Regions from separate parts of the Mus musculus genome. Here region 1 is linked to region 2. The links are chromatin loops, found by intact Hi-C in ENCODE. Cell type or tissue: gastrocnemius. All regions are shown on one strand. Each heading gives the region's core, and the rest is flanking DNA. Links, peaks and the distances in the headings are about the cores only.

Region 1 (2,906 bases), core at 94-2,593, 74 kb after region 2:
TTAGATTCCCCTCCTGTAACGTTAGACACCTTAGATAACCAAGTCTCACATATCACAACTTTAAAAAATGATATTGGCTTCTCATTTATTATTATTTTTTAATTTAATTTAATTTAATTTTTATTTTATGCACATTGGTGATTTGACTGCACATGTGTCTGTGTGAGGGTATCAGAGTCCCTAGGACAGGAGTTACAGTTGTGAGCTGCCACATGGGTGCTGGGAATTGAATCTAGGTCTTTTGGAAGAGCAGCCAGTGCTCTTAACTGCTGAGCCATCTATCTCTCCAGCCCTGGATCCTCATTTTTAATAAAATCTCAAGCATTTATCAGATTTCACCAGTGTTCTCTGATTTCTTTTATAATCCCTGAGATTCAGGATAGCATTATTACTTTGAGTATATGCTTTTAAAACTCAAATACTAATAGATCCTGAATAAAGCTGCTCCAATCCAACATCTCAGCCATTTTTGCCATTTTGTCTCCTTCATTCCACGTGTGACAGACAGGCCAGGGAAGCCATCAAGTCAAGCGCTGCTTCAAACGCACCACAGCTATGAGTTGAGGTTAAGGCTAAGAATACTTCAATCAGGTCAGCGCACCATTTTTAATTAAAAGAAACTGAGACAGAGAAATAGCAAACTGGACCCAGCAATAAAGAGCATCATGCACTTGTGTTTCAGAGGGCTCATGGGTGGATCAAAAGTCCTCAAATCCTCCTCAAGGGGCTTTGGTGGTCTGGGTTAGAAACAAGGACTGCAGATGAGGAAGTAAAGACGGCACCTGCTGCTCCAGAAGCCCGAGCAAGGAAGGCATAGGGAGACAGGCACAAGGCACCAGGAGAGCCGCCTTTCAGCAAAGGACTTTTCCAGGCGCACCGGGCACTAACGGCAGAAAATAAGGTGCTCATTTGCTGCTGCTATCCATGTTCCAGGCCTTACAGGATAAAAAGTGATGTATTTAGGGCAAGGTGGTGAACTTGAGCACTTTGGGAAGTTTGAAAGCAGACACCATGGAGGGACCATTTTGAAGGCAAAGAGAAGTTGTGCTTTTTTTTTTTTTTTTTTTTTTTTTTTTTTTTTTGCCTGATGATAGAGAAGGGAGGTTTTAGTCTTGCTGCAACAGTCGGGATGGTTAAGGCCACTCAGAATACCTGAGCAGGCATTCTCAGGACAGGGCTGCTAAAATCGGCCTCCCAAGTACCTCCCTGGCACCCTTTAGCCTTGCTAGGTCGCAGGGATCAGCCACATGAAGGGATGCGGAAGACCCTGGGAACCAAGGAAGGAAGGGTTACAAGTGATGAAAGAGTTACAAAGATCACGGCACAGAAATCTGGGTCAACCCATGGGGAGACAGACAGTCAAGGGGAGATTTTCAAGGATAGCAGGCACAAGACCTATATGAGATCATGCCAGCCAAAATCCTATCCCCAAGGGGGAGGGGCTCAGGGAGACCCACCCTTATCTGAGGAGCCATTGGCAACTGATGGCTGCAGGGGGGGGGGGCGGGTGGGAGATGTCAGTATTGTTCAAGAATGTAGCCTCTGAGAGGCTACCCATGATCCAGGGTAGGTGGCTATACATCCATACACAGACAGGCAGCTCTCAGTGGACTTTGTGGGTTTAAAAATATGAACATGTGAAGTTGGGTAGGAATGACAGCGGGGGGGGGGGGTGGTGAAGGAAGAGGAGGAGGAGGAGAAGGAGAAGGAGAAGGAAGAGGAGGAGGAGGAGAAGGAAGAAGAAGAAGAAGAAGAAGAAGAAGAAGAAGAGGAGGAGGAGGAGGAGGAGGAGGAGGAGGAGGAGGAGGAAGAGGAAGAAGAGGAAGAAGAGGAAGAAGAGGAAGAAGAGGAAGAAGAGGAAGAAGAAATAATAATACAAGATGCTTGGTAGAAGTAAGGATGTTGCAAATGTGCTACAGTCCACAGGACAGGCCCAGAGGAAAAGGATCTGGCATGAAAAACCAAGAGTCCCAAAGTTCAGAGACTCTGGCACTTAAATGCCACCCTGTCTTAATGAGCAAGTTATTTGTTCAAAGTTAAGAGGAGTCATTTGGAAAGCTACTTATGCTGTCAGATTCGCAACAATCAGCTAACGGAACTCAGCTTGCCTTTGGCACAAACACGTCAATAAGAAGACAGGTTGAATGTGGATTCTCACCCACCGTCAGTCAACAGTCCTCAGATGTCCGGAATAGTGCCCCGTTGTGAAAGAATGAAGCCACACTGGATTAAAAGGTGACTTGCCCATTTGGAAGGCTTTAGCAAGACTGGCTGACTCTCTGTGGGATGTCCATCTGCTCTGGGGTCTAACTTTGAAGTTCCAAACGACCCCATGGTGAACTTGAGTCTAAAATGTATTGGCAATGGGCTAAAAAAGAATAAGTAGGTCAGAAGACTGATCAAAGCTCAGTCCGAGATAAGCACACAGTCGGAAGTCGTGAGGCAGAGTGAGGAGGCTGCGCTGGGATCTGAACCAAGCTCTGGTGTACTCTGCTTGCTCTTCTCGTCTACACGCATTGTGCACAACTCGGAAAGCATTCTGGGAGCTGACCGGGAGCTCCACCGTACCGCCATTGTACCTCCCCTTCTCAACATGGCAGAAACGAATGTTTGGAAACAAAACCCAGGATAGGCAGGGTAGGGAAATACAGGTGCTATAGTTTTCTCCCTAAGATATATACCTCAAATTTACTTTCTCTGCCAGAACAGACATGGCCCATGTCTTCCTGTTGCCATACAGCTGTGCATTAGTTTTGTTTAATATAGCAGGCATTCAGCCAGTCAAAATATGCATTAAGCACGGAATCACACACTGGGCATAATGGAATTGGCAAGCGCGTATTATGTCTTCCTCTCCAAATGTCTTACATCAAGTAAAGAGAGCGGCAGGCCTGTAGTGAGCGGGA
Region 2 (2,906 bases), core at 204-2,703:
CTATTGACTGGTAATTTCCTAGGAACTGGACTCTATTAATCCTCTTGTTAATTTTCAAACTCTGAGTAAACGTTCAGGCAAATGCTACTACAAAATGCAGAGCACAAGATCTGTGCTGCTACCAATGCATTCCTGCTATCATGTGCAACTAGGTGAGTTTCTTTTAAAGTTCTAATTCATTTTTTAAGTTACAGCAACGGTTTGGTCACTGACTCAAAGAAGAAAGTGAGACCAGTACCAGAGACACTTTAAAGCAAAAGGTCTTTCTAAACCAAAGCAGAACTGAAACACTAGTCTCACTAAATTCAAGACTGTAGAGGACAGAACTAGAATAAGAACACTTATTACCCACACAAATATCACCAGTTCTACAACAATGTAACCTTTAGTACTTCAAACCTAGAGATTAAATATTCAAAAACTGTAGACCCCACAAATCCCTCCTGTGCTAGGTGAGAGTATCTAAACCCACAGAATTATGAAGCCACTAGAAACCACTACCCCGTCACACGTTCTCTGCTGACCAGACAGAGCTAATGGAAATATCCTCTTTATTGCCTTCCACTTCATTTAGTACCGTTATCTTAGGTATCATTTTTAAAAAAATTATTATTAAAAAAAGCAGAACCCACTAGGGATTACAAGTCCCATAAAACCAGCTCTATCCCAGAGGAGGAGCAAGCCCGGCAACTGCTCCTTCTAAATAGTAGGCGCCACCGTTCATTAAGTTTTAACTGGAAAAAGTGGGGGTGCGACAACGCTACCAGCTTATACAAGAGAAAAACTGTACGTGCTTGACAGATGGAATGAACTGCAAGTAGAGCTTTTTTTAAAAAAAAGCACTATATTTCATTTCAGTAACTATGTAGTTCTGTTAGGACCATATTCTCTCCAGTATCACACACCCATTTTGTAATTTTTTTTTTTAATAAATCCCCTATGCCTTTCCGTGGCAAATGTCTGCATTTAGGCGAACTTAACACAGTAACCTGCTAGTTACCTAATGCTAATGAAGCCTGCCTCCCGAGGCAGGCTTTTAAAAGCTTTCAGCGAAACACTTTAACAAGGGCCAAAAACAAAACAAAACAAAACAAAACCCAAAACCTTCTAATAACCTAAGAAAGAAAACGACCTTAGGCTTGACCTTTACCACTGAGACAAACGGCGCAAAGGAGAGACACTCCATCACTATTCCGCAGCGAGGGTCTCCCCGCCCATCCCCCCCACCCCCACCCCCACCCCCACCCCCCAAAGCGAACCAGACGGATCCAGCACTAGTTCCAGTTTTCCGCATTCTGCAAGCCGTGGGCTCGGTGGCGCCGCTAGGGTCAGGGCCCTCGGTCCTCACTCTAGAACCCCAGCTGTTGCCCGTGCGGCCCAAACACAATTGCGGGCAGGCGACGGGGATGGAAGCAGGCCAGGCAGCGCGCTGGGCCCTCGGCGTGGGGCAGGGCACCTTTTGCGCTCGCGATCAAATCGGAGAAATGGGTGTATGGCGGGAGGAACCTCTCCCCAGCTCCCCGGAGACAAAGGCGACCCTCCTGCCCGACAAGGGCCGGGACCTCCCCGCCCGGCCCAGCCTCACCCTGGTGATTGAACAGCCTCCAGATCCGGGTAAAGAGAATTCCCATCCTCGGGCAGCGGAGCCCTCCAGCCTCCCGGGCTCAGGCTGCGGGGCAGAAGGACGCGCCGGGGCCTCCGCCTCTGCTCCCGCGCCGGCCGCGCGCCCGCTTCCAGGGACCCGCGGGGAGGCCGCAGCCCAGGCCGCCCAGCCACGCGCGAGGCCCCGCCGCTACCGCCGCGGCGCTCGCCTGGCTCGCGGACATCGCCGCCGCGTTGTCTGCTCGAACCTCGCGGGCCACCGTCCTCCCCCAGCTCCTCTCCGGCGGTGGCTCGGGCAGGGGCGGGGCGGAGCGAGGGGACTGCGCAGGCGCCGTGCCCGGAGGCGGAGCGAGGGAGCTGGAGGCGGGGCAAGGGGGCTGGAGGCGGGGCGAGGGGCTGGGAGGCCTCTGCGGCGCGGAGGGTCAGTGGAAGGAAGGCTGCGGCGCTTTAGGCGCGCCAATGTCGGGGATTTGAGGTTGTTTCTAAGTCACAATGCAAATATGTAACCATACTCAACTCCAAAAGTGCCAGGTTTGGACCCCGACGATGGTAAGCTTTAAGTCTCTTTAGAGCCTATTTTCCCTGACAAGCAGCAGAAATCATTGGCCTATTTTTTTTTTTTTTTTTTTTTTTTTTGTCGCTGCGGTTTTTCGTACTTCTACCTTTGCTTCTCAGCGCTCTTCCCTCTCCAATCTCCCTCTGCTCTCAGGCCACTCTTGGCTAGAACACTTTTCCTTAAGTATCTCCCCGGTTTAAAAATCTTAAGGCACAAAAGCCGTCTGAGCTGAGTCCAAAAAGACTGTAGACAAGAAACTCACTGGTCTTCACGATATGATCGTCTTTTTCTCTCATTCAGGAGTCACCATCATGTTAAATAGATGGCCAAATGCTGTCTGTGCTCTTCATTCTGCTGCTTGCCTAAAGTTTAAACAGTTGTGCCTCCTGGTATGCGAGTGTCCAGCTCTGCGCCCCTGCGCACCCCCACCCCCACTCCCCGCAGGATAAGTGGCTGAAAAGTAAAATATAAGTAATCGCTGGCGAACTTGATCCGAACGAAGAGTTCTTGCCTGTGTTTTGTTTTTGTTTACTTTAGTTCCCTTTAGCTAAACAGGTAGACTCTAGATCTCCATATTCCTGATGTAGGAACAGGGTCGATTCCTGAGGTTAACTGACGACTGTGATAGTTTTGACTCAAAGAGAAACTGGGGTTGTCTACTTCTTCCACACACATAAACAAACAAAAAGAGTAGAATCAGCATCATCTCTTTCTATCCTCTTTAAGTTTGTAAAAGGGAGGGAAAAAA

The links. A loop is a pair of places that touch in the nucleus more often than their neighbours do. Peaks named below come from ENCODE experiments on the same cell type or tissue, not always from the same donor. Only the 100,000 strongest peaks of a DNase experiment are listed, where the experiment ranks them.
Region 1: it touches region 2 in a loop (2.0-fold over the local background); 1 of 42 quality-filtered maps calls a loop at or near these places.

What each region holds. Positions count from the first base shown.
Region 1 is chr2:52,497,001-52,499,906 of GRCm38, forward strand. All of the region lies in intron 2 of Cacnb4 (calcium channel, voltage-dependent, beta 4 subunit), which reads right to left. Among named protein-coding and RNA genes, the nearest start is that of A430018G15Rik, 73 kb to the left of the region's middle. In gastrocnemius, for the core only: no CTCF peak of the experiment used is centred there; DNase peaks (open chromatin) are centred at 1,422 and 2,317.
Region 2 is chr2:52,423,005-52,425,910 of GRCm38, forward strand. It overlaps Arl5a (ADP-ribosylation factor-like 5A), which reads right to left and starts at 1,870. Exons shown (of 6, transcript NM_182994.2): 1 at 1,586-1,870. The coding sequence starts at 1,631. It overlaps A430018G15Rik (RIKEN cDNA A430018G15 gene), which reads left to right and starts at 2,008. Exons shown (of 3, transcript NR_165461.1): 1 at 2,008-2,151. In gastrocnemius, for the core only: a CTCF peak has its summit at 1,344; DNase peaks (open chromatin) are centred at 1,498, 1,919 and 2,536; H3K4me3 peaks cover 2,500 bases; H3K27ac peaks cover 2,500 bases.